Regions from separate parts of the Mus musculus genome. Here region 2 is linked to region 1. A link is a loop called in an ENCODE intact Hi-C map of the cell type or tissue named here. Cell type or tissue: left cerebral cortex. All regions are shown on one strand. Each heading gives the region's core, and the rest is flanking DNA. Links, peaks and the distances in the headings are about the cores only. Region 1 overlaps Pof1b (premature ovarian failure 1B). Region 2 has its middle 11 kb from the start of Pof1b.

What was found. Peaks named below come from ENCODE experiments on the same cell type or tissue, not always from the same donor. Only the 100,000 strongest peaks of a DNase experiment are listed, where the experiment ranks them.
Region 2: it touches region 1 in a loop (4-fold over the local background); 2 of 42 quality-filtered maps call a loop at or near these places.

Annotation. Positions count from the first base shown.
Region 1 is chrX:112,634,281-112,651,476 of GRCm38, reverse strand. Pof1b (premature ovarian failure 1B) reads left to right here. Exons shown (of 17, transcript NM_181579.1): 10 at 2,367-2,459; 11 at 3,304-3,417; 12 at 4,206-4,358; 13 at 4,646-4,765; 14 at 6,102-6,230; 15 at 7,062-7,144; 16 at 8,385-8,499; 17 at 11,036-13,050. The coding sequence ends at 11,041. It overlaps Zfp711 (zinc finger protein 711), which reads right to left. Exons shown (of 9, transcript NM_001381899.1): 9 at 16,407-17,196. Among named protein-coding and RNA genes, the nearest start is that of Zfp711, 42 kb to the right of the region's middle. In left cerebral cortex, for the core only: no CTCF peak of the experiment used is centred there; no DNase peak of the experiment used is centred there.
Region 2 is chrX:112,700,886-112,718,081 of GRCm38, reverse strand. No RefSeq gene overlaps it. Among named protein-coding and RNA genes, the nearest start is that of Pof1b, 11 kb to the right of the region's middle. In left cerebral cortex, for the core only: no CTCF peak of the experiment used is centred there; a DNase peak (open chromatin) is centred at 11,275.

The DNA.
Region 1 (17,196 bases), core at 3,074-11,073:
CCTGAAGGAGTTTTGTAAGACAAAATCTCTCCAAAGTCTACATGTTTCAACAGGTATTCATGTTCTAATATAGTTCATATGAAGTTCATATATGATAGTTCATATCCTAACTAATATCAATTACATTGAACATGTCAGGAAGATAGGACTATTATGAGCTGTAGTTCTCAGGTCAGACCTGAACTTTTTTCACTTGTTGATAAACATGATGCATATACCACATGATCTGATGATATGTCAATAAGCCTGCACCCCTCATTGTGAGGTTTATTACCTTTGATAAGTGTGTTGCATCATTCTTTAAGCTGGTGTGTATGATAGACATTTAGACCTGGGCTTTGTTTTATATGGTTTTGATATGCTGATATTCCCATGTATTCTTTTTTTCTTTCTTTCTTTCTTTTTTTTTTTTTTTTTTGGTTTTGTCGAGACAGAGTTTCTCTGTATAGCCCTAGCTGTCCTGGAACCCACTTTGTAGACCAGGCTGGCCTCAAAACCAGAAATCTGCCTGCCTCTGCCTCCCAAGTGCTGGGATTAAAGGCGTGTGCCACCACCGCCTGGCCATGTATTCTTTTATTATTATTATTAATTAGGTATTTTCTTCATTTACATTTCCAATGCTACCCCATAAGTCCCCCAACCCCTCCCCCCACTCCCCTCCCCCCCACTCCCACTTCTTGACCCTGGCATTCCGCTGTTAATTTAATTTTAGTTGTAGAAGTTCATAGGTAGTGGTATTTGATTCATCTAATTAAGTAGTTCTGAACCTTCCTAAACTTAATAGAGTTCTTCATATTCTGGTGACCCGCAACCATAAAATTATTTTGTTGCCACTTCCTTATAACTATAATTTTGCTACTGTTCTGACTTATAAATGTCTGATATGCAGAATATCTGATAGTCTATCCCCAAAGGGATCGCAAGCCTAAGGTTGAGATCCTTAACAGATGACTTATTTTTCCTCATAGTTCTTGTTGGGTAGGCAGGTGGTCATTTGCTTGAAACAAACAAAAACAGGCTGTCGTTGGCATCAGAGTTTGTATTTAAAATGCAGCAGTCTAGTTCTGTTCGCTACTCTGTCTCAAGAGCCCGGTGTGATTTTGAGGGACGGGACAGATGAACCACTTTTTCCTATAGTAGAGAACCAGAGTTGAGTTCCAAGCACCCACATAGAAGTTAACAACGTTCAGTAACTACACTTGCAAGAGATGTAATGCCCCTTTCTTGCCTCCATGAGCACCACACACTCATGTGATGCATATCTATATATGCAGGCATATACTCATACACATGATGTAAAATGAGCACATTGTTTTGAGAACTGTGTTGTGACATAGCCTACATTTTAGATGTAACAATGAGCTAGGGGATGGTGTGGTAATGGAGTCACTCAAGGCAAGTTATTGCCTGAAAAAAACTCAAATTGGAAGAGCTTAGGGCAAAACAGCCTGTACTCTACATAAAACTTAATTCTTTACACCTCAGGCAGAATCATTGGACAGCACAGCACACTTAAAGTTCTTTTTTTTTCAAAAATTTTTATTAGATATTTTCTTCATTTACATTTCAAATGCTATCCCAAAAGTCCCCTATAACCTCCCCCCGCCCCCTGCCCTGCTCCCCAACCCACCCACTCCTGCTTCCTGGCCCTGGCATTCCCCTGTACTTGGGGCATATGATCTTCGCAAGACCAAGGGCCTCTCCTCCCACTGATGGCTGACTAGGCCATCCTCTTCTATATATGCAACTAGAGACACAGCTCTGGGGAGTACTGGTTAGTTCATATTGCTGTTCCTTAAAGTTCTTTTTATGGCTTGAAGATCAAGTGCCTCAACTCTTCAAAAGCAAAAATCTGATGATAGAATTCTGCTGTGTAAAGAAGATAGTACCTTTTTCATACAAATGGAAAAAAAGAAAAGTTTTCCAAAGGATTAGTTAAAATCTTTTCAGGAATGTTGCTTGACTTGCTTACGAGAGAATTCAGAGAGACATGGGTGGGGTACTAAACATGGATAGTCTAGAGGGAGCAAAAAGAAACGGGAAAGTGATAGAATTGTTTTGATTGAAAGCATGTATAAAATGCTGGGTGTTGTGGTGTACAAGCCTTTAATCTCAGCATTTGTGAGGAAGAAGCTTGCAGATCTCTTGTGAATTCAAGGCCAGTCTACTTTAGCTACAAAACAAGTTCCAGCCAGTCACGGCTACACAGTGAGCAATTATCTCAAAGAAAAGGTATTAAAAATAAAAAAAATTAAAGTAATTTTGTAGCACTAGAATATAAATACAAATAAATAAGCTACACTTGCTAGTGTTGCCTATTTTGAAGCATTAGTAAAAAGAAACCCTGGATGCTTTTCTTCCTTCAGATGAGGGGTATGTCTGATAAGTCCCTGAGACTAGTGCTGTCCACGTTTAGCAACATACGGGAGGAACTTGGACATCTTCAAAATGATTTGACAGTAAGATTTATTTTGATATTTCTTTCCCATGTATTTCTGATGGTTAGCTTCTCCACACAGAAATGAAAAAAAAATGTTCAATATACTTTTACAAATATATTGTAAAACAGTAGTATTACACATCCATAGACATGACTTACTTTGTGAAACAGCTAATTAGCATTGAAAGAGGAGAAAAGAACTGCCTCATGAGTACATGAAAGTATGTTGATAGGCATGAATCATTTAATCTCCCACTAAGGTAATTAATGCTTAAAGGCAGAGTTGTCTACAAAATTAGAATAACTGTAGTCATTGAAAAGGAATTTTCCTCTTTACTGTAATGATAAAGAATACTTAGAATTTCTTTTTAAATAGAAAACTTGAAAACCTTTTCCTCCCAATGCTTAACTTTTCTATTATTTTAATTGATATTTTTGGTGCCATCGGCTAGATACATTCTGGTGAAATTTCACTATAGTAAAAAACACCTCGAGGAATTTTGAGTGTTTTCCCTTACTTTTCTGGTTAGTTTCTGCAGTCTCATAAGTGTAGCTAGATTTTAATTTGAAGATTCTCCACCTGCTGAGATTAAGAAGTCTTTGTAGATTGAAATAAAACATAAAAATTATACAGAGCATTCTGCTTCATTGCACTTAGCAGTAGCCAATCCGTCAAAATAGTCCTTTCAATAGAGGATTTCAAAGTTTGTGCCTTTGTATCTCTCTTGACTTTGAAGAATTCCACTTTGTTAAGCAATTACAGATGAAACAAGTTTTTATTGAAATTTTACAACATAATCAAGACATTACCTGTTAACAATTTTATGTAACTCTGAGTCCTAATAAGTAATTTATGCCTTTAGTCACTGGAAAATGACAAGATAAGACTTGAAAAGGACTTGGCATTCAAAGAAAATCAAATGAAAGAGTATGAAGAACTCTTGGCATCAGTGAGAGCAAATAATCGCCAACAGCAAGTAAGTTGATGTCTTTTGTAGGTGATATTCTAGATTGATAGCTTTCCATATGCACAATCACTGGCACATTGAAGTCCTGAGATATAATCCAAATGGTATTAAAGTGTGATGGAACAATTTGTTCATCTGAGAATTGAACAGCTTTGCATATTTTCAACAACTGAATACCCTCTCAGAGAAATAGGCAACCTTATGTAGTATATAGCATACAAAATACACAGTGCTCTATATTTTGGGGCAACAAGAATTGTCACTGAAAGTCTAAGTTGATGCAGTCTTTGAATCTAACGATGAGTTAATTGGAAAAAATGATACATCTTATGTCTGTGTACAGAATAAACAAGGAAATGGACTCTATAGGCATTCTGTGTTTTTTTGAGCAGAGATTGTTCTAACCAAAACTATGATAAGCTTTCAGAGTTCATTCTCTCTGTTTGGTCTCATGACTTTCCCAAAGTTTTTACAAACTTAATCTTTTAACCACAGTGAAGGGCAAGGTCATTTTAGAAACTGCTAGTATAGTATGATGTACTCAGACTAACAAGGATCTAATAACTAAACTGGGACTGAAATTTTTACAAAAATGGTATTCATTTTTACACATTAGACAAATAAGATTAGGGAAAAGATTAAAATGTAGTATGATGTTCAAAATATCATAAGGCAAGAGTCTAAAAGATTGAGTTTGAAATTTTTTTCTTCATATTTCTCAATGAGTCACTTAAAAGGACACTTACTTTGTAAACTCAAAATGCATTTTTCTTATGGATTTGTATCTTTCTTTACAGCAAGGACTTCAAGACTCAAGCGCAAAATGTCAGTCATTGGAAGAAAATAACCTTTCTCTTCGACATACACTGTCAGACTTGGAATACAGACTGAAAGAACTTGAGTATTGTAAACGCAATTTAGAGCAAGAGAATAAAAACCTTAGAATACAGGTACTAGATTTTATAGTATTGTTCTAGTTATATAGCTATAAAGCTATCATTGTTAATAGAATATACAAACTTCACCTTGAGAAGTACTTCAACTCCTTTCTGTTGACCTTACATGAAAGTTGTACCATGCTGACACCTGAGCTTTATAAAACAGCCTCTCAAGATTATTTTTATTATTTCAATGTCTTATTTAATAACATGGTATTAATGTCGTAATAATTTTGAAACCTAATATGTATTTCCTTCTTAATAATCCAATTACAAAAAGTTATTTTGGTTTTATATAGGTGTCTGAGACTTGCACAGGCCCTACACTACAGGCTAAAATGGATGAGATTGGCAATCATTATATGGAGATGGTAAAAAACTTGAGACTTGATAAAGATAGAGAAATCAGCAAGCTAAGGGTATGTTGATCCTACATTGTATAAAACTGTCTACAGAAGCTTTTTAAAACAATAGTGGTTGTTGGGCCTTGAGAGATAACTCAGAGGATTTTAACAAAACCTGTTGTTTCATCATGAGGAAGAGAGTTACCATCAACCATATAACAAGTCATGAATTCCATCCTTCAAATGTTTGTAACTATAGCTCTGTGATATCTATTACATTCTTCTGGCCTCTGCATACACATACAAGCATATACACACATTTATCATGCATGTATGCATAAATTAATAAGGTAATTTTTAATTAAAATAATAACTATCACCACCATCACCACCACTCCCCTGTCCAGCCACTATTAAAAAGAAAAATAAATATTGTTACAATTTTAAAACTATAAAGAAATAAATAAGTTGAACATTTTAGTATTTTCTAATTTTTTTTTCTTATAAATATACTTCTGTCTATTAAAAAGCAGTGAAACTTCCAACTAGTACTTCAAGTTAAATTATTTTATACTTTATTTTTTTCTTCTCAGTTGTTTAGAAAATCATTAATTTCATTGTCTTGATTTTTAAATTTTTAACAATTTATGTTTGGGAGATTGCTTAATGCATGTTTTTTCAGAGAAGAGTCATATATAACATCGTTAAGCTAAGACATAGTTGAGCTGGGTGATGATATTTTGGTTAGCTTTTTTTAATTAAAAAATAGTTACACCATTTCTCCCTTCTATTTCCTCTGTCCAATCTCCTCTGTATACCCATCCTTTGCTCGTTCTCCAGATCCTTGCTTTTATACATAAATACAACCTGTTCAGCCCATTTAGTGTTAAGGTATAATTTTGAGTCTGATCATTCAGTATTGAATAACCAATTAAGGGATGTATACATACAGAAACCTATTTCTCCCATTTCCTGCATTTCTTGGTTGCCTGTCATTCTTTGTCTATGGATGGGGGGGGGGGTTAGTGAGATTTTTTTCCCTATGTTAGCATGCCTATTGATATTGTCTTTCTTCAGGTCTTGTTTAGGCAGCCATAGAGGCATCATGGGTGAAATTACCCTGTCGTTGATACAATTGATACAGACAGGGTCAATCTCACAGAAAATTTACTTTTCCTGTGGCTTACTTACTGCCCCCTCTTCCTTGATATTCCCTGAGCCTTAAATTCGGGATTTGAGTTTTACATGTATCAGTTGTGGCTGAACACATCACGATATTTTGTTTCTAAATGTTATCATTTATTCATATAAAGAGTTTTCATTTTATGACTATGTGACTTGACCTAACTATACTACATTGAAATTAAGTTTTTTAAAAGCATTATAATAATTGTTTTTTCTAAATCCTTAGTCCCAATTAAACCAGTACCAAAAAGATGTTTCAAAAAGAGAAGGAAGTTGTAGTGATTTCCAATTCAAACTTCATGAATTGACAAGTTTGCTGGAAGAGAAGGATTCTCTAATAAAGCGTCAATCAGAGGTAAGAAAAAGGATAGAAAATGGAATGGTACAATTAAGTTCTGTATGATAAATAATCCCCATGGATTAGGAAAGGACACATTGAGTGGGAGCAATGGTTCAGCTGTTAAGAGCTCCTAATCAAAACACCAAGGAAAGGACACATTTCAAAGATATACTTTACTACATATCAATGTATGTATATGAATAGTACGATTTACACTTAATGAAATGAAAGAAGGAATTGAAGTTAAAAAAAGAGATGGGTGCTCTACGTTTACTATTTCTAAGACAGTGGATTTATATTTTATTAACAGTGAAATTCTCTAAAGCCTGTGAGCTCATTCTTAGATCATGAACTCCTCCTTCATTAAGGAACATGTAGCCCAGAATCTGGTATATGATAAGTTCTTTAAAAAAACTACTATTATTTTAAAAATGGCACTCATAGTGACATTCATAATAAATTTGTTAGAATGCTGAATTTACTTTCTTATAGAAACCACTATTATTATTATTATTATTATTATTATTATTATTATTATTATTAGGCCATATTTTCAACTACTCAGAACAAAAAAAAGTCATATCTTCATACTGACATCCATGTTCATCCAATTGTCAACATCCCACCTCAGTTAGTAGCCAGGTTAAAGAGTTATTATTAATATTAGGTTGGAAAAAATAAAACTGGTGGAAAAACTTTGGTAAAAGGCCTGTATAGCATTTTGACTACTGTGTATCAACATTAGTAGAATTACAAAACAGGAGGAGTGGTGGATGTTGTTCTTAGTAATCTTATTACCAAATGCTTATATTTCTATTTAAATGATTACTGTGTTTTATTTGTAAGGAACTCTCAAAGTTGAGACAAGAAATATATTCATCCCATAACCAACCCTCTTGTGGTGGAAGGACTACAATCACCACAAAAAAGTAATGTACTTTAAAATGACTTAATGTGCCAAGTTATTATAAAATTTAGTTTTTATTCTCTTAGTTGATGTGCATACCATTAAAAAGTGTTCCGATCATTTTACTTGTTTGATCATTCTACTGGAGAATGAATATTCAAAAAAGACATTAATATCATGGTTAGGATAATTGTGTATCATATTTAGAGTATGTTAACTACTATAGAAATAAAAACAAAGTTGTTTATGACATTGGGGCCATCAGTTGATAGATATTTAGTTGTGGTAAGTTGTGGAAAGCAGTCCTGATTATTCAAGTTGATATTCGTAACCCTTTATGTGAAAGGTATGTGTTTCACTAATTACAGTGTATGCCTGAAACCTTGAATAATATAAACTCTTATATTAACTTTGTCTTTTATTTGATTTTAAAACATATATTATGAAGATCATCATATAATTTCCATCATAATTTTTCCATTATTAAGGACAGATGTTTTAAGTTTGTTCACTTAAATAATGTATACATCCGAATTTTCAGCATCACTAATTTTGTGCTTTAGGAAATAAAATGGTTATGTGTGATATCACCAGTTGACTTAATAATAAAGAAAGCTGAGTCAGTGACTGAGTAGCATATAAAGTATAGATACATTAAGGAATAATTAACATGCTAAATGTAGTTCAACAGCACAAGATTTTATTAGCCTACTCATAATGGTATAATATTTGTAACTTAAGAATTATATATTTGGGGAAAATTTTAATTAGTGTTTTGGAGCATATTTGGGAAGGAATATCTGGAAGTGTTGGTAATTAGGGCAGAGGTCTGTTACAGCTTTTTGTCTATGTATAAAACAGTATTAGATAGTTTTACCACACAAGATACGACTGTAATATACATTATTGTGTCACTTTAACTTGATAAACTTTCTAGAATCCAGTTAATTCTCCTTTCCCTATCTTTCCCTATTGTGTATACACGAAAAACTCTTAGTAGTGATCTCAGCAATTATGATACTTAGTTACTTTGATTTTTTTTCTGTGTATTATTGTCCTGTGTTACCAGTGATCCATCATAATCAGAGGCCACATCCTCCCTGTATTTAACATAAAAAGAGTTGCACTTTTATATTTGAGAAGGCATTTCATTTGAAACTAATTATTCAGTGATAAATTGATTTAAACAGGGGAGAAGAAATGGAAGTGACTACAAATTAAAGTTATTTCATACTACTAGTAACTCTGTTTTTGGTGTATAGGTACAGAACACAGTATCCAATCCTAGGTCTCCTGTACGATGACTATGAATATATACCACCAGGTAGTGACACACAAACGATTGTGATCGAGAAAACTGAAGACAAATGGACTTGTGTAAGTTTATTTGGGTATTTCTAGCCTGTTTTAATTGCATATTTATAGCTTTTAAAAATTAGGTAAAATATCAGATGTCATAGGCAATTTGAAGTGGAATGGAACATGAATGTGCATGTATCGATAGAATTTGTCTTGTAATCTTGAATGTGGATACTTACTACCTTTTATTTATTTAAAAATGGAAAAGAGATTTGTATCTATTTTATATCTAGGCTGTAAAATCCTCCAATTTTAAATTCTGGGGTTTAATGTGAAGCCAAATAACCATGCAAGTAACATCTACTCTAAAATTTACTTACTTCAATTTCCTCCTCCAACATGATCAGATAACATAGATATCAACACCATTCTAAATACTTCAACCCATTACTAAAATCTCTTCTTGTACATGGATGCCAGCTACATTCTTCGGAGTTTCACTGCTTTCATTGTTAACCTTTAGAATAGTGATCATCACAGAGGAAATATATATATTCCCCAGCAAAGTAGTTCTATCCAGTGGCATCTACTTTCCAACTCCAGAACATTTACTGTATTTGAACATTTTCAGTTTGCAGTAGAGGTCAGCTATATTGACATCTACTGGGTATAGTCCTGCCTATGGTGTGCAGGACACTCCTTAAAAAAATCATCTGATCCCAAATTTTAATAGTGCTGAGCTTGAGAAAACATGCTAATATTAAAGAATGTTTTTGAGTTGTTCTTAGTTATATACTTCTACAATCTTGAAAGGTATCTTAATAAGCACTTCAGTGATCATAAGCGCAGAAATGCGAAACATTCCTCCTGTAAAATGGACCGAGAAATTTCAGATTCTCAGCTTTCTAACCGTACATAATTTTATTCAAAACAGTAACTTCAGTGTTGTTATCAGCTACCTGTCAAATGGCTTATATACTAAGATAAAGCAAATCCATGGCTAGTAAACTCAAGTAAGTGCTTAGTCTGAGAAAGTAGAGGTGGATTGAAAGGGGCATGAGGAGGGCATCCAGTTTACTAATAATGTTTTGTTTTCTGAGATTTGTGATTTTGAGCATATGTGTGCAATTGGAAACAAAGGTCTGTAACATATGTTTTTTCACAATTTTATTGTACTTTGATACATATATGTTGAAAAATATTACACCTCAAAATTGCAGTTTACTTATGCTGTTACTAAAATTAAATAGTTGTTAAATAATGCATTAAAGATATAGATCTTGGGCAGTGGTGCCACATGCCTTTGATTCCAGCACTTGGTAGGCAGAGGCAGGCAGATCTCTGTGAGTTTGAGGCCAGCCTGGTCTATAGAGTATGTTCCATGACAGACATGACTACACAGTGAAAAAAATAAGGGTGGTGGTGGGGAACAGAAAGAAATAAAGAAACGAAAAGAAAAAAGAAAAATATGTATCTTATAGCCAAATAAGCTCAAATACTTCAGTAGCAATAAAAAAAAATCATGATGATTTAAGTTCTAATGTTCTTTTACAGTAATAGGCACCGGTACTTTTTTTTTAAAGATTTATTTATTATATGTAAGTACATTGTAGCTGTTTTCAGACACACCAGAAGAGGGCGTCAGATCTCATTATGGGTGGTTGTGAGCCTTGCTGGGATTTGAAATCAGAACCTTTGAAAGAGCTGCCAGTGCTCTTAACCGCTGAGCCATCTCTCCAGCTCCAGGCACCAGTATTTTAACTAATCAGTGAAAGTAAGCAGTGTGTATTAAATCTCCAACAAAAATAGAAATACATGCCTAGTTTAATCTTTTTCAAATCATTTCTCAGGCCATCAACTTGTTAAGAAATATTACTAATTATCAAGTGAGAAAAGTACTTGATAACTTAAGAATCATATTAGTACAAAAATGTGTTTACACAGGATAAAAAAATTGATCCTAAAAGTTAAAATTCAAAAAAAAATTGCTTGATGGGGCTGGAGAAATGGCTTGGTGGTTAAGAGCACGGACTGCTCTTCCAGAGGTCCTGAGTTAAAATTCCCAGCAACCACATGGTGGCTCACAACCACCTGTAATAGGATCTGATGCCCTCTTCTGGTGTGTCTGAAGACAGTGACAGTATACTCACATACATGAAATAAATCTAAAAACAAAACAAAACCAATTGCTTGACTACATGCAGTGACAATATTTTATGTGGAATTGAAGGGTCTAGTATAGCTATTTCTTCTGTCTGCAATGAAATACATAAAGTTGGAAAGCTGTATAGAGGAAGAAGTTCCAAATTATTCAATAAGTTCATAAATGATAGAACTGTATTTATTGACTCACATATTTCACCACATATTTAACCTTTAAATATGACAATAAGAACAAAATTACCCAATCTCCATCCCCCTTGCTTTACAGTCATTTAAAACACATTCCTTAAGTTGGAGATTATCATTTTATTGAATATTCTATAAAATAGTGTATAAAAGTGAGATACATTTCTGTTAGCAGTATACATACCCAACTGAATATTTTTAGTAACTATGTACATGTAAAAAAATAACTGTGAACCAATTTTAAGATGTATTTTTTCTTTTCTAGCCATGAATGGACCCATTCTACAATACTACAACCCAAAGGAAATTTTCTTTGTCTGCATCAGTATTTTAATTGTTATTTTTCTATTGCTAATGTGCAATCAAATTGTGAATCATGTTACTACGCCATGGATCTAGTGGGACGATTTAATTCTAGAGATGAGTTCCCCCTCATTCAGGAGAACTGAGTCTTTAAAAAAAACACACACACATTGATGTATTTGAAATTTAACACCGTGCAAATGAGAGAAAAAAAATGACCTTTGTGTTTAAACCCTGGTTGCAGACAGTGTAGAACCTAACCTGTTATTTTTATATAGGGTGCTTCCTATATGTTGAACTTATTCATACAATAGAGCCTTTACAAGTTATTCTATTATGTTAATGTGCAACTTAGCTATAGGATTCAGTCCTGTTTTTCAGCAAAACAGAGGCAATTAAATTTTAAAAAATAGGCTAACTAGAACATAAAATATACAGCCTTACTTTTCTCACATTAAGCTTGTGACTAATAGGAGTACAGCAGTGCTAACATATCTTGGAAACAGCTAAGTCAAAGGTGGAGGTTAATTTTGTTAATCATGGAAATGAGCTAATATCTTTTAAATAAATGCATTAATTGAATTATACATAGTTCTAAGTACATGTCAGTGCCTGGGAAAATCTGTTCTTTCAAAACATATTTTCTGCAAGTGGTCCAATTCACTTTGTAAAAAACGCAATACTGTACTGTAGTAGTGGGCATAAGAATGTAGAATTTTTCATAGTGATATACAGACATAACATTGCTATATTGCATAGTCATAAAATCTTTAACAAAAATAGCAGTAAAAGATACTTGATAGCTGTATCTTGGAGAATATTTTATAGTAGAGTCTTTGATGTAGTTAGAAATTTGTTACTTGAATTGTAATGGCGTTACAAAGTGATACAAGTATTTGTTTATTATATTATAAATAAGGAAGTTTCATAATATAACCCAATCAAAAGGTACAAAACATTGCTCATCAAATTAGGATTAAGGTAACAAATATATTCAGTTTACATGTTTAGTTCATAGTTTTGTACTAAAATATCTACAGAAACCTTTATAAAATTCTTCAATGCTTTATAAGCATATTCTAATTATTCTAAGAAGCAGTTAGTATAAGCATGGCTGTGGCACTATATGCACTAGAACTATGAGTTAGAAATATTTAAAAGGTCTTGATATGAAATTGAGTCTTATTTATATTCTTATAACACTTAAGATAAACATTAAGTTCTCTAACATGAATAAAATTTCTATTTTATCAATATTTTATGATATAAAATGTTAATGTTTCATATTTTTACAATTCCCCTCTATTTTCTGGACAGACAAGTTCTCTCCTCTGATAGATACCCATATATGCAATTATGGCAAAAGTGTATTGTTTTTGTCTATTACAAAAGTTACAATGGAATGCTTTAATTACCTTGACAGAAAAATGCCATAATTACAGTTTGAAAATGAGAATGTCTTTTTCAAAATTACAGAAAACTAATAATATCCAGAATTAAAGAGCAATTAAGAAGACAGTCTGTTTGATCTAAGATAGTGATTTAGAGTCATATAAATGTTTCCCATTTTTTTTTTACCAACGTTTTAAGATCAATAGAAATAAGAGGAATAAAAGTGATATTAAATTATACATTTAGTTCTGGAGATGGGTTCCCCCAGTCATTCAGGAGACCTGAGTCTGTTTTTTATACATTGATATATTTGATATAGCAACACGCAAATGAGAGGGGGAAAAACCTTTGTGTTTGAACTCTAATTGCAGGCAGTGTAGAACCTAACCTGCTATTAGGGTGCTTCCTATGTTCATCAATTCTGTGTAGTTACTCAATGAAAACTCTAGTGTCATCAGGTGAAGATGTCCATTCATCTCATTTCTATCTCTATATGTTTTCACTTCAGATTTGTCAAATAAAATGGAAACTGGAGAGTGTCATACAAAATATTCTTATGTATCTAAATAAAATATGTTAAGCATCTGTATTGTCTTTGTGAAACTTCAAATAGAAAGAACTTTAGCTTATCTTCCTATTTTACCAGGAAATATTTTATCCTTTGAATGTTTATATAGGAGCTATGAGGCAATTTTGTAAAACAAGCACAAAAGAAAATTCTTCTTGATATAGCCTACACGAGGTAGAACTTTAACAAAAGTTTGACATCCAGCTGGTGCAAAATTTAGTTTTCTAAGCCCACACATGGTTTTCTAAGATATTTTCTTCCCATCTTGGTACTGGTACTTTAGCCATATTACTTTTTTCAAATTTGAACAATATGAAAAGAGTGCAACTTTTAAAAATATTTAACTATCAAATTTACATCAGTTTAACAAAAGTCTGTCTTTGCATTTCTTTCTTTCTCATTATTGTAATTTATAAAGATTACATTTCTTTAGAAAATAGAAATTCTTTTGAAAGTAAATGTTTTCAAATGATTTCCTCAAATGACCCATCTTCACCAGGAAACACTGTTACAAAATTTACTTGATTTTGTAGTAATTTTTGTTCAACTGAAAAAATACATTATTTCATGCTTACTCTAGGATAAATAGTAAAAATAGTATTTCAGTAAAGAGTATAATAAGCACATCTTTCATTGATAAAAGTGCCTAATATTTACTCCAGAACAAGACATAACTTTTTATTCTATAAAGGAATAGTGGGATTGTTATGTGACGCAATTACACGATAGACAGTATCAATTGCCATTCTCAGTAATTTTCTTGAATTCATCTTATTAATAATGTGCTTATAAACAAGCAGGCATGGTGGCATATACCTTTAATCCCAGTACTTGGGAGGTAGAAACAAAAAGATCTCTGAGTTTGAAGACAGCCTAGTCTAGAAAATGAGTTCCAATATAGCAAGGGCTACACAAAGGAACCATGTCTCAAAAATTTGTTTTAAACAAAAGGTGCTTTAAACTCCCTGGGGCCTCCTGTCTCTTGAGAGTTAGGTGCATCATCTCTGAATGAACATAGACATGGAGGTCCTCTACTGTATGTGTGTTGGGGGCTTCATATTAGCTGGTGTATAAACCTTGTTTTCCCATCCCAACATATTAAATGTTTTGAAATTCATGCTACAGATATCCTTTGGGTGGGGGGGAACTTTACAATATAATGCCTCATTTCTATACCGTGTTTGCTAATACAATCAGTGAATACTCTATATGGCTCAAGAACCTAAAAAGCAAACCAGTATATTTAAATGAAAGAATATATAGGTATTTTAATGTAGTTTCCTAAAGGAGTCCAGTGAGACAATCATATTGTGGAAAATATCTGTTCCTAGGATAAGAGTTTGTAAATCAGATGGGAGGTGAATAAGACTTGCAAAATTACTATCAGTAATGCCAACTTTTCCAATTTTTAATGAAACAAAATTCCCTTTAGAATACTTACTTGCAAATGTAACATTTATTCACCAGATATAATTTTCACCTCATAGCTTACTGCTGAATAAGCTCACCCTTCCTAGTTCTTTCTGAACTCTGGCTGGCTGATTAAACTGAGCTGTTCTAGCTCAACACTCTCCAAGCTGACTAATTCAAACTGGCTTCTCTCAGATGCTGACTGAATTTCTTTGTCCTCAAACTAACTCTGCTGAGCATCACTGCATGGACTTTACAAAGTGATCTCAACTGAACTCCATTGAATTGCCTAGACTCAAGTGAACTTCACTCACTGAACTTCCCCCACTCCAGACTCACACTGCACTCCTTCAATTAGCCTCTCTTTCCTGTCCTCTTGCAAGCTGGGCATCTTATCTCTGACCCATTCTGTGAAATCTTTCTCAGTTTCATCACTTTATCTTCCCCTTTATAAAATTTCACTTTCGAAAAAGGTTGCTTCCTTCTACAAACTAACTTTACCTTCATTGTTAGGGGAATAATATAAATGAAACAAGCTTTGTCAAATAATGTTAATCATTAAAGATGTTAAAATGTCTAAGTGGGTCCTGAAAATTACTCTTGAATTTGTATATATATATAAATTTTATGAATGGTACAAAGCTGATATTGAAAGTTTTCCTGTTTGAGACATGAGTAGAATTTAAGAGCTCTTTCTGGGAAAATAATTCCCAGATACATTGTTCATACCATAGACCACTTAAAAGTGAGAGTTGAGTGAATCTATCTGCACACGATGGCTATGAACTAGTCTGTGAAAGGAACTTTACAGTTAAGTCCCCTACAGGTATTTTAGGGTAGTCATGTGCCAGGGAAACCTGTTCTTTTAAGGACATTTTTTAGTTTATAATGTGACTTCTATTTCGTTTGCACTGAAGTTTCTTTTAGGGACTATTTATAAGTAAAGAAATAGATCTTATTTAGTTCAATTCTACTATAAACACAAACACCTTATATGGTACCTTACTTCCCCCAAGAACTGTGATAAAAAGTCTTTACATTCTCCAAAATGATCTTCAAATATAAACAACGACAACAAAATGTGTTCCATTCTTTTAAACCTACAATGATTTTCTACTAGAAACTTCTAAGACTCCCATCTCTTATGAGTCCTACTCACTCAATGTCTCACAACAGGTTATTTTATCTCAGGTTGTTTGTATTTACAGGTTTCCTTTCCTTGTTCTCAGTGGCATGTCCTTAATAGGGATTTTCTTTATCCACGTACCCAGTTATTTAATCAAGAGCAGCACAGTTTTCTGGACTAATACTTGATGCTTTTTACCTAACACTTATTACTCAAAAAGCACAGCAAGTGAACTTGCTAGAAGTGTAAAACTTTAGTTACGACAACTAAATTCAAATTAATAAGATCGCTAGGTGAACCTTATAATTTGTGGAGCACTAGTCTAATGTATGAAGGTAAGAGATTTCTTCTGCTGCTAATGGGCTTTAAAGAATAATCATTCAACTGGTAAGTGTTTAACATATATGGCAGTATGATTCCTGTTAAATAAAAACTATTGGAAATAGCAAATTATTGTATGCTTACTTTCAGAAACAACTCCTAAATCCACGAATCAATACTTTACTTTTAAAATGTATATTAGGAAAATAAATATTCTCACTTCTCTGAACTCATGTAAACAGTTTAAAAAATTTTTAATTTCCTTTCTAATAGTCAATCTCAGGTCTTAAAATGAGCACTTTTATTTATAGCATTTAATCATGGTTTTATCAAATGACACCTATTTTTGAGGTATAAACATGATGGAATCATGACTGTTTAAATCCATAACTCACATTAACACAAAAATTCAACAAAATATTTTTAAATGATCAAATTGCCTAAGAGAAACTTTAAATGAAAAGTCTTTAATGTGGAATAAAAATTATAACAGAACTTTAAATAAAATTATAAAACTTTGAAGTGCAATAAATGCTTTTTATTGTATGCTCATTTCAATGAGTAACATTTAGAAATAATAAGTCCACGTAACAGTAACAATCTTATTTTACAGCGTGTACATCATTTACAGCCACATAACACACAAGTTTAGTAGATTTTCCAAATTTAGTATTCTGAAGTTAAGAAAGATAAAAAAATTTGTTTTCAAGTAACAGATTCTTATCTGGTGCAAAAACAGAAAGGAGAATATTACTTAAAACACAAAGCCACAATATAGCGTGAAGGAAAATTACACATTAGTTATGCTGAACAGCTGAATATAAACTAAATTTGGGGACTAGAACTTAAAAGTACACATCATATGCATTACATTTATGAACAGGATTTTCATTAAAATTCCCTACACCAGGTTTTAATATTAAGCGCCATTTTGATTTGCAGCATGCTAACACAAAGCGTTGTTAAGGGATGCATATTTTAAATTTATACACTGTAAACTGAATACCCACCTCCAAACTCTATTGGCAGCATATTGTTCTGTTAAATACTGCATAAATACCACCTCATTGAAAATTTATGTTAAGAATATGGTATATAGATTTTAAAAATCAAAATTTTCAATAATGGCATAAAATTGCACCTTTAAACATTAGAGCAAGTAAGACTTGAAGAGTCATACTTACTAAAAATGCCCTAAAAATTCTAAATATTTTCATATTTAAGAAAACTGTTCTCTCAATTTAACATTCAGATTATAAGAAACATAGTGTTGACTTTTTAACATACTTGCATCCATTTTAGAAAG
Region 2 (17,196 bases), core at 6,282-14,281, 63 kb before region 1:
TCTTAGCACTTTGAACACTTATGAGACTTTGCACTGACTTTTGACTACTGTAAAAAGAAGCTTCTCTGACTAAGGTTGAGAACAAGGCTCTTTGAAAACATGACAAGTTAGCAAAATAACAATCGTAGGGCCAGTGACTTCCCCTGTCATGGACTTTTGACTATATTTACAGTATGAGGTATGAATTCCTTCTGATGAAGCAGGCCTCAAATATAACCAGAAATCAGATCATCCCATAACATTTACAACACTTTTGTACCAATACTTATCTACCAGGCAGGAACCTTGATCTACCAAGTAGGAACCTTAGATTTTCTTCACTTTTTCCCCTTGCCCTGCTTTTTCTCCCTTTTCCCTCTTGTCCTACTGGATTAACTAGAACCCTCAGTTAAGCAAGTATGAGATAGGACATCCTTGTGCTGTTACTGTTTCCAATCTCTCTCTCTCTTTCTCTCTCTCTCTCTCTCTCTCTCTCTCTCTCTCTCTCTCTCTCTCACACACACACACACACACACACACACAAACATATATGCCATGTATGTGTATGAAATACATATCATATATATGATATATCTGAGTCCATTGCTTTTATGTACATTATATTTGTTATTACACCATTGAAGTTTCTTGACAGATATTGGTCTATGATTTTCTTATAATACCATTGTCTACTTTGGGTATTAAAGTAATTTTTGACCCCATAATTTTAACCCAATAGGAATATAAATCAAGTATTTATAACAAGATAATTCATTAAGACTAAGTTTGACTTAGCCAATGTCTTCAGCTTAATTTAATATTGATAAGGCAAGCAATAGTAGCTCAGAAGAGAGCTCAACTGCGTAACATGGGAACTTAAGTTCACACCCCAGCACTCACATTAAAAGTTGTGTATAATGACAAGAGTATGAAATCTCAGTGCTACAAAACCAGAGATAGGCATATCCATAAGTATCTATGTGAGCCAACCTAACATAATTGGCCAGACACAGACAACTGAGCGTTACTTTTAGACAAACAAGGCAGATGGTATTTGGAGAGCAATACCAAAATTTTACTTTGGGCTTCTACATGTACCTATTCACATAAAAAACACACACATTCACATGTAGAATACAAATCAAGTACTATAATTCATAAACTGTTAAATTAATCCAGGATTTGGCAAACAACATTCAACCAGGAAACCCAGACTGCTACATAATTTTACAATCCTTTTTGCTTATAGTGAAGGTACATAGAAAATGCTAAGCATGCACTTTGCCTCCTACATCTCTAGCTTCAATTCAATAAAATTTTATGAGACTAGAACTACAGCCTGTTTCTTTTTAATGTATTACTCTGTAACAGAGTAGTAGATAAACTTTGACACTAATCTTGGCTCTTCATATAACAATAAAATTTAGATTAAAATTACCTAATATTATCAAATTTCCAGGTTTAGGCCTTGCATGTAATTAGCTTGACAATTGGCACTCTAAGTAGCAAAAACATAAAACAAATCAAAAACCAAACCTGAAAATATGTGTAAGCTACTATACCCAAAACTTGTGAGATAGGTAGATGTAGAAAATGGCAACCTGCCAGAGCAGAAATATATAAATATATCCATGAGAATCCTTGCCAAAATGGAAAGCACACTATAATCAATGAGTTCTTGTAGGCTGGGTTTATAAGACTGAGAAATAAAACCTCCAATAGGAATCAATTATAAATGGAACTGACAATAGTGTGAGTTTTACTACCTGTCTTAGTTAGGTTTTACTGCTGTGAACAGACACCATGACCAAGGCAACTCTTATAAGGACAATATTTAATTGGGGCTGGCTTACAGGTTCAGAGGTTCAGTTTATTATCATCAAGGGAGGAACATAATAGCATCCAGGCAGGCATGGTGCAGGCAGAGCTGAGAGTTCTACATCTTCATCTGAAGGTTGCTAGTGGAAGACTGACTTTGAGGCAGCTAGGATGAGGGTCTTTTTGTTTTTTGTTTTGTTTTGTTTTGTTTGTTTTGTTTTGTGTGTGTGTGTGTGTTTTGTTTTGTTGATGTTTTCTTTTTTATTGGATATTTTCTTTATTTACATTTCAAATGTTATCCCCTTTCCTGCCCACCCCCGAAGCCCCCTATCCCATATCCCCTCCCACTGCTTCTATGAGGGTGCTCCCCCACCTACCCACTCACTCCTGCCTCCCCGCTCTCCAATTACCCTACACTGGGGCATAGAGGTTTCACAGGACCAAGGGCCTTTCCTCCCATTGATACGCTACAAGATCATCCTCTGCTACACATAAGACTGTAGCCATGGGTCCTTCCACGTGTACTCCCTGGTTGGTGGTTTGGGTCTTAAAGCCCAAGCCCACAGTGACACACCTATTCCAACAAGACCACACCTCGAAATACTGCGAGTCCCTGGGCCAAGCAATGCAAACCATGACACTGTCTGAATGTTCACTAAATTCTCATACTGAATACCAGAGAATTTGGCAGGGGGGAGGGCAGGGCATTGTCAAATTGTAAAACTTTCAAAGAACAGAGAGTACAAATTTGGCCTTCTGGTGAAACTATTTGACTAACCACAACTTAAACTGCTGCAGTTAAAATTAAATCCTAATATTCCCATGGTAGGAAATATCCAACTACAGATCATTTGCCAGTATTAGCAGATTATGCACAACATAAGGAAACTCAGAGGTAAACAGTGTGTGAATTTTTATCTTTTTTATCATTACTCTGTGTGTGTATGTGTGTGTGTGGACATGCACATGTTTACACATGTGCAGGTGCATGTGCTCCATGATGTGTATAAGTTAGACTATTTCATTTGTGAGTTTGTTTTCTCCTGTCATCTTTTGGGATTGAGGGATCAAACTTCATCTGACAGATCTGCTTGTAAGCTCCCTTACACACCAAGCCATTTTGCAGCCTTAGTGTGAGAATTTTTTAAAAATATTTTTATTACATATTTTCCTCAATTACATTTCCAATGCTATCCCAAAAGTCCCCCATACCCTTCCCCCCACTTCCCTACCCACCCATTCCCATTTTTTTTTCAGCACCTAGTCTGAATCCCAAAAATTGAAAAGAAAGGAGCATCAACAACATTGGAAAGATAATGACAACCTTTCTGAAGATGACTGAAGGGCCTAGGTCTTCTACGTTAGTGCACCCAATGAATTTAGTGAGGTGAAATTTTAAAAACCTCACTGAGTTCGAGTTCAGGGGTAGAACATCTGCCTAGTGTGTATAAAACCCTGTCTAATAACACTTAAATTAGTAAATACTGAAATATAGTACAATGAAAGTACAAACAACTGACAAAACAGAAAAAATAAAATACATAAGAAAAAAGAATTACCTAAAACAGCACATTAAAATGGCAACTGATTATCTCTATACCCAAAAGACAAAAAGAAAAAGGCAATTATATCTTCAATATACTTCAAGAAATTTACTGTCTATATGAACTTCTACTACCACTGAAAATGCTTTTCAAGGAAGTGGGAGAGTTGTTTCCATGCAATTGCATATGTATATATTAAAATAACTCCCAAATTAGGAAATTTCAGATCAAGATGCAGAACTCTCAAATCTTCTTCCAGCACCATGCTTGCCTGAATGTTGCCATTCTTCCTGCCTTGATGATAATGGACTGCACCTCTGAACCTGTAAGCCAGCACCAATTAAATGTTTGCCTTTATAAGAGTTGCCTTAGTTACGATGTCTGTTCATAACAATGAAACCCTAATTAAGACAGTCTTCTCTAAAGCAATAAAGTCTTTGGAACTGGGCAAGGGGGATGTTCTCTGGCTTCTACATGACAACACGCATACATGGAACCACATGCTTCTGTCATGTGCACCTTGTCTTAGTTATGGTTTTCTGCTGCTGCAGTGAAACACTGTGACCAAAAAGCAAGGTGAAGAAGACAGTGTTTATTCAGTTTACACTTTCATATCACTGTTTATCACTGAAGGAAGGACTCAGGACAGGAACTCAAACAGAGCAGAACATGTTGGCAGAAGCTGATGCAGAGGGCATGGAGCTCTGCTATTCACTGGCTTGCTCCGCTTGGATTCTTATAAAACCCAGGACCACCAGCCCAGAAATGGACCCACTCACAGTGAGCTGGACCCTCCCTCATCAATCACTAATTTAGAAAGTGCCCTCCAGCCTGATCTTGTTGAAGGCATTTTTCTTTCAATTGAAGGTTCTTCATTTCATATAACTCTAGCTTGCATCAAGTTGACATAAGTTTAGCCAGTATATACCTCTACCTGCACACACACACACACACACACACACACACACACACACACACAAATATTAGTGGAGACTCAAAAGGAACAATACTACCAAAACATTCAATTCATAGGGAAGGTAATGTGAAATTTGAAGGTACTTGGTGTGCTGGCTAGATTTCATAGTGCTGGAAATTGCTATGCAGCCTGCTTTAAGAAAAGACATCAGTAATCTTACCCCAAACTGGTTCCATACAATAATAATCTGCAAGGCAGTATGTGTTTATTAGTATAATAATTGCAAGATTATTTTGGGGGTGGTGATCATTCACTTGATTGGATTTAAAACTTGGATTTGAAGTTTGCTCCACAGGAGGGAATTCATATTTGGTACTGAAAGCATAGCCAAATTTATGGCTAAGGAATCCATAGGTGATAAGAGAGAATCTATTGATGTTTTGCTAAGTGATCATGTCTCCAAACCACCTTCTAAATATTTGTGTTTATACCTATATTATTTCTGCTTATTATCAACCTTAGCTAAGGGAACTTCTTGTTGCAGAAGGCAGTGGCTAGTGCAAAGTCATAACTGCTCCAAGTGATGAGAGTAAACAACTCTTGACTGCTCAGCTATAAACGGAGAATCTATATTAATCCCATTCCATGGCTCAGGGGACACTGAAGAAGAGGGGACAGAGGAATGCAAGAGCAGGGTCATGAGAAGGAGGAATGCTAGGAGATGCTGTTTTCTTGGCATAACATAGCTAGCTATTACACACATGAACTCCCACAGCTGTGTTTACTTCCACAATACCTCTACCCAATCAAGAAAGTTAAACATTTCAGTGTGGAGTGTGATTCCTGATAACCCACCCATAGCTGAAGAACTAATGGAAGTTGATGGAAGGGAGAGGTAGCCGTTTTTCTTTGTTGGGAGTGGGCATTGGTATGGTGCCCTACCTCAGTGGATGACCTCACATTTGTGAACATATGTGTGAGTTATAATTATTTTTTAAATAAACTATAAATTTAGGAGGTTAATAGGAGATATCTGGATGATGTGGAAGGAGTTGGAAGTAAATAGAGGACAGATGTTACCAAAATACAGTGTGTGTGTGTGTGTGCGCGCGTGCGCGCGCATGAATCTGTGTGTGTATATTAAAATATAAAGTATACTGCAAAGATAAATAAAAGTATTGAATCGAAAACTTCTTAAACTGACATTTCATTCATTTGAAACTGACAAATGAAATATCCTCAGGAACAATTTTAATATCCTCCCTCTCTTTTTTATTAATAGGCTATCTTTTTATTTACATTTCAAATATTGTCCTCCTTCCTGGTCTCCCTTCTGCAAATCTCCCACCCCATCTGCCCTCTCCTTTGCCTCTGTGAGTGTGCTCAAGCTTTCACAGGACCAAGGGCCTCTTCTCCCTTTGATTCCAGATAAGGCCATTCTCTGCTACCTATGTAGCTGGAGCCATGGGTCCCTCCATGTGTACTCTTTGGTTGGTGGTTTAGTCCATGGGAGCTCTGGAATGCCTCTCTCTTTATAACAAATGTGTGAGGAAGAAAAGAGCCCAGATATGTATTGTTTGACTAATGCAAATAACAAGCAGAACTAACACACACATAAAATACCATATTCCTCAAGAAGCACATATGCATTTCCTTCGTACATATAATTCTAAATATTGGGTTTATATTAGGTCATAAAGAAAATATCAAGTTTTTAAAAATTAAAATCATTTACATCATGTTCTGTAACCACAATACTTTTAAGCTAGAAATCAATAGTAAAAATTTAAACAAAAGTCCATATATTCTTGTAAATCAATAATCACGTCTATAAATAACCTGACATCAAAGAAAAGAGCATTTAAGAAGCAGACAATTTGGGATGTGTATGTAGCTTAATGGTAGAGTGCCTAGAATGTCCAAGGTCCTGGGTTTGATCTTCATCTTCCCCAAAATGAAAATGAGATCCAAAGTAAATAATAAAAATATTGTTCTCTCTCTATCACAACTTGGTTTATACCTCGTGTATTACTTCCAGGGGATTCTGTGAGTCGTTAAGCATTAAAGCATAGTTCACACACAGGAAACTCATCATTTACAGTGTGCAGTTCCACAGTTTTTGACAAAATTTTTATGTCTACTATCAAAGTTGATACTGAAAATTTTTCATGCTGACATTTTATAATTGCCATTCCCTTACAAACATTAATCTTTTTTCTAACTTTCTGATTTTTTAATCTTCCAAATGTCATACAAATAAAACCACATATTACATTGCTTTTTGAGTCTGATTTCTTTTACTTAGTGAAGTAAATTTAAGGTTCTATTTATGCATTCAGTATACAAATATTTTATTCCTTTTTTTTTCTGCTGAGTACAATTGCATTTAACAAATGTTTCAAAGTAGAAGGGTATCTGGACTATTGAAAGATTTTAGTCTCATGAATACAGCTTCAATAAGTATTTAATCACAGACATTTGGGTGAGCATAGACTAAAATACCTAAAAGTATGGTTGATGGATCACATGTTAAGTATATGTGATTCTATAAGAGACGGCCTGACTTCAGAAGTGGCTACCTCACAGTTTGCCTTTCTGACAGCAAATGGCAGTGAGTTCCAGGTGCTCTTAACCCTTGTCTGTAGTTGGTAAAGTTTTCACCATTATTTCTTTCCATCTTAATAGCTATTTAATGATACAGATTTGTTGTTTTAATTGTAATTTCCCTAATGACTCATGCATGATACTCAGCATCTTTCATATACTCACTTCCCACACCCCCATTGTTTGTGAATGGCCTATTGAAATACTTTATTACAAAAAATGAAATTGTTCGCTTTATTGTTAAGATTTGGGTGTTTTAAGGTTTTTTTAAATTTTGATTTATGTGTATTTGTGTCTGTGTCTGTCGTGTTTGAGTACGTGAGTGTGAGGACATGAGCATGTGCAGCCATGGAAGCCCAAAGAGGGAATTGAATCCTGTGGAAATCCAGCCAGCTGTTAGCCACCAGATGTGGGTTCTAAGAACCCTGTTCAGATCCTTTGGAAGAGCAGCAAGGTGGTCCTAGCAGCTGAGCCACCTCCGCAGCCCGTAGAGAGCTTTTAAATTCTGTTCTGGATACAAAGACTTTAATCATAAAATCATATATGCAATTTGAAAATATTTCCCACAGTATATGGCTTATATTTTTATTTTCCTCACTGTGTCTTTCAAAGAGCAGAAGATTTTTAATATTGATGAAATCCGTCTGATTTTTATGTAACAAAGCCATTGCTTAACCCAATATTATAAAAGTTTGTTCTTATGTATCAATCCCTGAGTTATATACTTTATGTATTAAATTTATCCTGATAATTCATTTTGAATTAAACTCTGTATAAGGTAAGGTGTTTTGGTTTAAGTTCATCATTTGTTGCTCAGGAAAAATGAGGTTATTGTTGCCTACTTGTTTGAAATGACTTTCTTTTCCCCATTAAATTATATTTACAACTATATTTGTTTTAATACACACACACACACACACACACACACACACACATATATATATGGGCATTCTCTTCCAATTCCACTGATCTGTGTTTTTAACATGATTGTTGTAAGTTTACAGTTAATATCATTATTGAATATCTGGTTACAAGAACTTTGGAGTGAGGGTGCTGAGTATTTAACCAAGGGCTTTGAGCATGCTAATCATTCACCCTGACTCTGCGGTACATCCTCAGCTCCCTTGTCTTCCATGCTTGTGAATTTTAACTTTTTCTTTTTCAAAATTGGTATGGCTACTCTTAGTTCATTACTTTCAAACAAAATTTCAGATTGAACTTTCAAATAATCTTGTTTTGAATTACTCAGGAATTGATTTAAATTTCTTACAATATTATAAATATTAAACACAAACCAACTTGAAGAAATTGACAAGTAATCAGAATCTTCTAATTTACACTAGAATGTTTTTCCATTTAACCGTATCATTTTTTGTTTCTCTTATAAGAATTTTATAGGTCTTAGTATACATATTTTACACATATTTGTTGGTATATACATTAATATTTTACTGAGAGTATTATAAATGTTATTGTTGAATGATTTATATTTCCAGTTGTTCAGTTATGATTATTTCTTGTTTTCCATCTACTCTCACAATTAGCACAGGCAAATTTTGTGAGATCAAATGTGTAAAGATTTCACCGCACCAGCAATCAAGCAATCAATTTTGTAGTGGACCCCAGCTGGGTGTTCTCTATTCCAATTTAATTCTGACACCACCTGGAAATGGTGTCAAATCTTACTGGTTGAGGACTCAATATTTAAGACTGTTCCTTCCCACTTTTGATGCCAGATACAAGCCCCAGGCTATTTTTACCTGTGCTTATGACAGACTTGATATACAATTGGGATTTCCACAATACACTCTTTGGGCTCAATTACTTTTCTAAAGTAGCTCACATAACAGGGAAACACACATGTCTATTATGAAGAATATTGTAAAATATGCTGATAATGATGTGAAATAGGTCTAGGACTGGAAGAAAGATCATGGTGTTCCCACACTCTGTGTGTGCCATCGACCACAAACCTCACCATGTTCCTCTAGCAGAAAACTCATCAAACATTCAACTTTGAGGTTTTATGGAAAGTGCATTGTATAGATATGATTGCTAAGAGAATGGTTAAGAGAATACATAATAACTTGTCTATTTCTATCTGTCTTGGTTTCTCTGTGTAGTATTTATGTGTTCAGGTTAAGTCAGCTAAATTATTTATGGTCAGCTCCAAGAGTAAAAAAAAAATGGAGAAAAGATTTCAGTTTCTATGACCCATCTTCGGGAGGATGCTACAGGCCAATAAATTTGTTCAACACATGTCTTATGCCACAATGGTAAATAGTCACCATTTACATTGGTAACTTCATTTTCTATCCTGAAGTCTTTCAAATTAATTTATTATTTATAAGAAAGTTTAGTTGCATTCCTGGGACTTGTACTTGGACAGTCATTTTATGTGTAAATAAGTGCAGTTGAAAACCATTTTATTTTCATTTACTCTGTCATTCTATAGGATTTCAAATACAATATTGAATAGGAGTAGTCAGAATAGATATCTTGCCCATTCCTTAGTGTAAAATATAGCATTCAACCTTTCATCATTAGGTAGATAGGATGTCTACTATAGATGGTGTGTGTGTGTGTGTGTGTGTGTGTTGTGTCTCTGTGTGTGTCTTTCTGTCTGTGTGTGTGTTTCTCTCTGTGTGTGTCTGTGTGTGTCTGTCTGTATGTCCGTGTCTGTATGAGAGAGGTGGCCATAATTTATCAGAATGAGGCTCATTTGTTTTCTTAGTTTAAAGAATTTTTTTTATTACACAATGGACATAGGATTTTGACAAATATGCTAGTTTCCATTTAATAAGAAGACCATAGACTCATTTTTTCAGCCATTAAATTATATTAATTTTTGAATGTTCTATTCAACATTTCTTAGTGACTTAGTTACTTATGTATCACTTTGAAGAGCCATCGTGATCAAGGCAACTTATACAGGAAAACATTTATTTTTTAATGGCTATTTTATTTGTTTATATTTCAGATGTTGTTCCCCTTCCCCATCTCTATGTATAAAAACCCATCCCATCCTCCCCTTTGCATCTAAGAGGGTATTCCCCTACCCATTCCAGCCTTACTCTTCTAGCATGCCCCTACCCTGGGACATTAAGCCTCCACAGGACCAAGGGCCTCCCCTCCCATTGTTGCCAGAGAAGGCCATCAATCCTCTGCTACATATGTAGCTAGAGCCATGGACCCATCCATGTATACACTCTTTGATTGGTGGTTTAGTCCCTGGAACTGTGGATGGTCCAGTTAGTTGTTTTTCCTTTGGGGTTGTAATCCCCTTCTTAAGTCCTTCTGCTAACTCTTCCATTGGGGTCACTGGGCTCAGTCCTATGGTTGGCTGTGAGTGATTGCATTTCTATTAGTCAGGACTGGCAGAGCCTCTCATAGGACAGTGATACCAGGTTCCTGTCAGCAAGCACTTCTTGGCATCAGCAAAAATGTTAGGGTTTGGTGTCTGCATATGGGATGAATCCTTGAGTGGGGTGGTCTCTGGGTGACCTTTCCTTCAGTCTTTACTACATTTTTTGTCCCTGAATTTCCTTTAGACAGGAACCATTCTGGAGTAAAAATTTTGAAATGGGTGGGTGACCCCCAACCCTCAACTGGGCACCATGCCTATTTACTGGAGGTGGTCTCTTCAGATCCCATCTCCCTTCTGTTGAGTATTTCAGCTTATGTCTTCCCCACCTCTTGCTTCCCTGGCATCTGGGAGTTTCTAGTGGTTCCCCTGTTCCCCACTTCCACTACTACATATTTCTATTCATTCTCATGATCCTCTGGACTTCTCTCTTGTTTATTCCCGTACCTGATCATGTCCCCACCCCCTCTGTTTTCCTCTCTTTCTCCCATGTCCCTTCCTCCCTCTATCTCCTGTGATTATTTTGTTCCCTCTTCCTAGTAGGATTAAAGCATCCAAACTTCAGTCTTCCTTCTTGTTAAGCTTCATATGGTCTGTGAGTTGTATCATGGTGTATTCTGAGCATTTGGGTTAATATCCACTTATCAGTGAGTGCATGCCATGTGTGTCCTTTTGGGACAGGGTTATCTCACTCAGGGTGATATTTTATAGTTCCATCCATTTGCCTGCAAATTTCATGAACTCACCAGTTTTTAATAGTTGAGTAGTACTTACTTGAGTAAATGTATCACATTTTCTGTATCCTTTCCTCTGTTGAGGGACATCTGGTTTTTTTTCCAGCTTCTGGCTATTATAAATAAGGCTGCTATGAACATAGTGGAGCATGTCTCCTTGTTATATGTTGGACCATCTTTTGTGTGTATGCCTAGTAGTGGTATAGCTGAGTCTTCCAGTAGATCTATTTCCAATTTTCTGAGAAACTGCCAGATTGTCTTCCAAAGTGGTTTTATCAGCTTGGAATCCCACCAGCAATGGAGGAGTGTTCCTCTTTCTCCACATCCTCCTTGCCAGCATCTGCTGTTGCCTGAGTTTTTGATCTTAGCCATTCTGATTCATGTGAGGGGGAATCTAAGGGTCCTTTTGATTTGCATTTCTCTGATGACTAAGGATGTTGAAGATTTCTTTAGGCGCTTCTCTGCCATTTGAGATTCCTCAGTTTAGAATTCTTTGTTTAGCTCCATATCCCATGTTTTTTTGGGTATTTTATTTATTTACATTTCAAATGTATCCCCTTCCCTGGTTTCTCCTCTGCAAACCTCCTATTCCATCCTCCCTCACCCTGCTTCTATGAGGGTGCTCCCCACCCACCTTCTCCTGCCTCCCCGCCTGGCACTCCCCTACAATGGGTCATTGAGCCTTCACAGGACCAAGGGCCTCTCCTGCCATTGGTCATCCTCTGCTACATATGCAGCTGGAGCCACAGATCCCTCCATATTTATTCTTTAGTTGCTGGTTTAGTTCCTAGGAGCTCTGGGGTGCGGGGTCTGATTGGGTGATATTATTGTTCTTCTGTAGGTTACAAATCCCTTCAGCTCCTTCATTCCTTTCTCTAACTCCTTCATTGGAGACCCTGTGCTCAGTCCAATGGTTGGCTGTGAGCATCTGCCTCTGCATTTTTCAGGCTCTGACAGAGTCTCTCAGAAGACAGCTATATCAGGCTCCTGTCAGCAAGCACTTCTTGCATCAGCAATAGCATTTGGGGTTGGTGACTGTATATGGGATGGATCCTCAGGTGGGATAGTCTCTGGATGGTCCTTACTTCTGTCTCTGCTCCACAGTTTTTCTGAATATTTCCTTCTTGAGTATTTTGTTCCCCCTTCTATGAAGTACTGAAGTATCCACACTTTAGTCTTCCTCCTACTTGAGCTTCATGTGGTCTATGAATTGTGTGGTTCAGCCATTAAAGGCTAAGCTTATAACCAAAAACATATCCCATTTTTAATAGAGTTATTTGCTTCTCTGGAGTCTGACTTTTTGAGTTCTTTCTATATTTTGGGTATTAGCCCTCTATAGGATGTAAGGTTGATAAAGATCTTTTCCCAATCAGTAGGTTGCTGCTTTATTCTATGGACAGCATCTTTTGCCTTACAGAAGATTTGTAATTTTATGAGGTCCCTTTTGACAATTTTTTACCTTAGAGCCTGAGCCACTGGTGTTCTGTTCAGGAAATTTCCCCTTGCTGATGTGCTCGAGGGTCTTTCCCAATTTCTCTTCTATTTAGATTCAGTGTATCTGGTTTTATGTGGAGGTCCTTGATCTACTTGGACTTGAGCTTTGTACAAGGAGATAAAAATAGATCCATTTGCCTTCTTCTACATGCTGACCACCAACTGAACCAGCACCATTTGTTAAAAATGCTTTGTCTTTTGTTTTCCACTGAATGGTTTTGTCTTCTCTGCCAAAGAGTAAGTGTCCATAGGTATGTAGGTTTATCTGCCTGTCTGTTTCTGTATCAATACCATGCTGTTTTTATTTAATGTGGGGGCTTGCCTAGAGTTTCAGAGGATGACTCCTTGAGCATCATGGTGGGGATCATGGCAAATGGCAGGCATATAGGCATGGCACTAGAGAGGAAGTCATTCACAAGTAGAGGGAGCAACTGACTGGTACTTGTTTGGGCATTTAAAATCTCAAAGCTCACTTCTAATGACATATTCTCCAAAAAGGCCGCACCTTCTGCTCCTTCCCCAGTTCATATATATGAGTCTATGGGGATCATTCTTAATCAAACCACAAACATTACATAAAACCCACTTGATCAAAATACATTAAGTTGTGTAAGTTTTTCAGTTTGTTCATATTTTGTTGGATTTCATTGTATAGGTTTCTTATATTATCTTTTCCTGGTGTTAGTATTGGATTAATGTCTTTATATGTAAATATAAATCCCTGAGTTTAGGGAGGAAAAGAAGAATAAAGAGGAAAGAGGGGAGAGAAGAGACACAGACAGAGTCAGAGATATACTTTTCTTAAATGTTTAATGTTCTCAGGATTTTTCTTTGTGAAAAGGTAATAACTGTGACTTCAAACTCTTTTCATACATTTCATTTTGGGTAATTTGTACTAATATGTGATTTACAAAGAATTGCTCCATTTCATGAATTATACAGTGTATATGAATAGAGTTGTTCATAGAATACCTAATTATCCTTTTAGTTTCTATGGGGTCAGTAGTTATATGGCCAATTTCATTGTGTGTTTGTGTGTGTGTATGTGTGTATCACCAGAAGTTTGTAATTATTAGGAAGGCTTATTAGAATCAATGTTTGGAACACAGCTCTCAAGTTTTGACTTGCTGGCTTTGGGATAAAGCATTAAAAACATTTCCGATGAGATTGATGGTTTTGGCCCCAAAAGTTCTCTCTTTGAATATGACAGATATGCTTATACAGATGGTCAAGTGTTCTTTGATATATTTTTATGATATCGTTAAAATTAAATACCAACTATGGGTTCTCATTTACTTTCTAAATCCATTCAAATATATCCAGAATAAAAAGTCATACAGAAAAATATGAACACACACTATTCCATAAATAATATATATTATACATAAAACATGTTTTATTGTCAAGAAAAATTTGATAAACACCACACACAGTAGATCCATTTGAAGATTATGTTCATAATGTATATCATCTTTTTTAAAGGCTATAGATATTATAGCAATAAAGCTATTCCACATATTACATTTAACCAGATACATATTCAACCTAGGAGGTCATAAACCACTTCTTTGTAAAGCTAGTGGTTTTTGACACATTTGAGAAATGCTGCATCCCTAAAAATCTTCCAGAATCATAGAGCCTACTCCACTGCATGTGCACACACAGAGAGTTGGATAACCTGTCCAGAACCCAGGTCTTATTTTTTCTAACAAGTCAATTAGTTTTGGATAGAAATATATCACCAGTAAAATTTATTTTAGGAAGAGAAATTGATACTCTGATGCAGCGATGCTATAGGTTTTATAAGGGAATATCTACTTTCATTTTGTTTGCATATATTTGTTAGACAACTGTCATTTTGATGTAGTATTTTAACTTGAATTCACTTCAGATTAAACTTGTTTTAACAGGTTAAACCCGTTTCTAAATGCTGCCTTTAATTTTTGTTCAAACTAAAACAAATATCTTTTTCATACCTCATATCCTGAAACATTGCCCAGTCAAAAATTTCCCAACAGCAGTTAAACAAGATCCGTGTTAAGTCCTGTCAGAAGGCTGGAATGGAGTTCTGCCAGATCAAATGAATTGGGCTTAGTTAATGATACACAGCTGCTTTCATATACTCATACAATGGTCTCACCTACCTTGGGATTTACCTCCTTCTCATGCTTGTTGACCTTTTATAACATGAACATTCTTCTCTTGGTCATAGACAAGGCAGAAGCAAAGAGGCTTAAGTAACTTTGTGTTAAATCTTTCTGTCGTTCTTGTATCATTAGCCCCAAGCTATGAGCCCAGGAAGAGAGAGATCTAAGCATCAGTCTCATAAAACAAAAGGTGGAGTAAAGGATTAGTAATGCACATAAAAACTGCTGATGCCGATGAAATGTATTTGGTGACAAATTGATAATTACTTTTGCTATTTAATTGTTTAATAAAGTTCTATATGTCAATTTTGATAAATTTACTGGTGCTTTGTTTTATCTTAATGACTTCAGGTAGCTAACGTTTCAAAAATTAGGACCATACCTCACTGGGACATTTAATTTGATTTTCAAATTGACTAATTTACAAAAATTACACTGAATGCTATGAAAAATTGTATTTTAAAATCTCATGCCTCGGTAGTATATTGCAAATAGCAAGCATTTTCTTATTTAATGCTAACAAGTTTGTGAAATGGATATAATATTTAACACACACACACACATACACACACACACACACACACACACACACACACGTAGACGTACACACATGTACACCTGTCTTCTCCCTCTTTTCCTAGCATATAATTCCTAAAACAATTTGCGTTTTTGGCATGCTAATTAGTTGATTAATCACTGGTAGCCCTTGGATACCTACATGATCATCACTGGCTTCAGGAAACAATAAAGTACAGAGATTCAAGGCTTTCAGACAGCCTTGTAGGATTGAGCTTCCAATGTCAAAATTAACTAAATTAAAGGACTTCCAGGTGGTGTCCATGAAAGAAACTGCCTGCTTAGCATGCAGAAGAAATCCCCACCTCCACCCCCACTCTCAACACAGACACACAGACACACACACACAGACACACAGACACACACACACACACACACACACACACACACACACACACACACCAGTAGTGACAAAAGTGTTTTGAGACCATAAAATATTCTGAGTTTTCTGAGTTTGTTTATCCCAAATCCTTTGTAGAGCAATTGAGTACTTTTAAAATGACCCTCAAAACAGCTCATCTAAAATGGAAATTATTTTTATTGTTTTTAATGTATTTAGCTGATGTTTCGATCCTTATGCTTATCATTAATATTGGAGTTTTGTTTTCTATTTTTTACCCATACTCTCTTGAATTTTGAACATTTTTTCTCTTTTTTGAGATTTAAACCATTTTATTTAGTGTGTCTGAATATTTTGCCTAAATGTATGGATGTGTACATGTGCATGGCTGGTGTCCTCAGAGGATAGAGGACAGCATCAATTACCCTGTACTTCAGTTACTGATGGCTGTGAGCCACCATGTAGGTGCTGGGAATTGAACCCAGTCTACCGCAGGAACAGCAAGTGCTGTGAACTGCTGAGCCATCAGCCCAACTCCTTCAGTTACATTCTTGATAAATGAATTGTTTTTATAGCTAGGAACAGTGAATAAAATTTTTAGCTCTATTGCAATTAAATTACCGTCTAAGGGAATATCTGTTCTATTCCCCCAAATCAAACATTCTAAATTAGTTTTTTTGGTGCCAAATATAAAATATCTATATTACAGAGAAAAAAGACTGCTGAAAATATAATCAAGAATTCTCTGAACACGTCTAGTGCTAAAAATAAGTAATGAACTCTTATTACTCCGTATACTATAGACAAAAGGAGAGTACAATCATGAAATTTGTAGAATACATTGTCAAATCCTTTGGATTTTCAATTGTGACATGGTGCAGGTACTATTGTTACATAGATAACTGCATTTATATTTATTTACCAATACAAATATTTGGCACTGCAGATCACGACTTCACAAGGAAGTTCTCAGAGAAGAAATTGAATCTTTCTTGAGAATGATTGATTAGATTCTTGGACTTGAACAAGGATGCTCAGTATCTGCTTTGTAGTTAGATGTGATCTGTCTGTCAGATAATGCTTAAGTTCATTTCTTTATTCTTCAGCTTCAAGCTGTATTCCTTATACCCAGGGACAGGTATGACAAAGATTGAGGGAACACATCTATTTCACATATTAATTGTAGCCCAACTATATCAAGGTTGACAGCCTGCATTTCTAAGGAACAGAGAGGGCAGATACAGTCAGCATTTTATGCGAACAATACTTTTTTATTCTTCACCTCAACTTCTTTACACACAAGATTACATATTGACTGGCAGCAGATACTAACAGCAGTGTGTGTGTGTGTGTGTGTGTGTGTGTGTGTGTGTGTGTGTGTGTATGTGTTAAATTCAGATTTTAATCAGTGTTAACCAGATTATACCATTTATACCCAGATCACATTCACAAAAAGTTTCTGCAAAACGAGATAGCCAATGCTAGCAATGAGTTATGGATCTAATATAATACCTGGTTACTTGGTAGGTCATGTATTTCTAATTAATGTATAATTAATTTTTAAATTATTTTTTACTTTTTTCAATTCTTATTAGATATTTTCTTCATTTACATTTCAAATGCTATCTCAAAAGTCCCTTATACTCTCCCCCCTGCCCTGCTCCCCTACCTACTCACTCC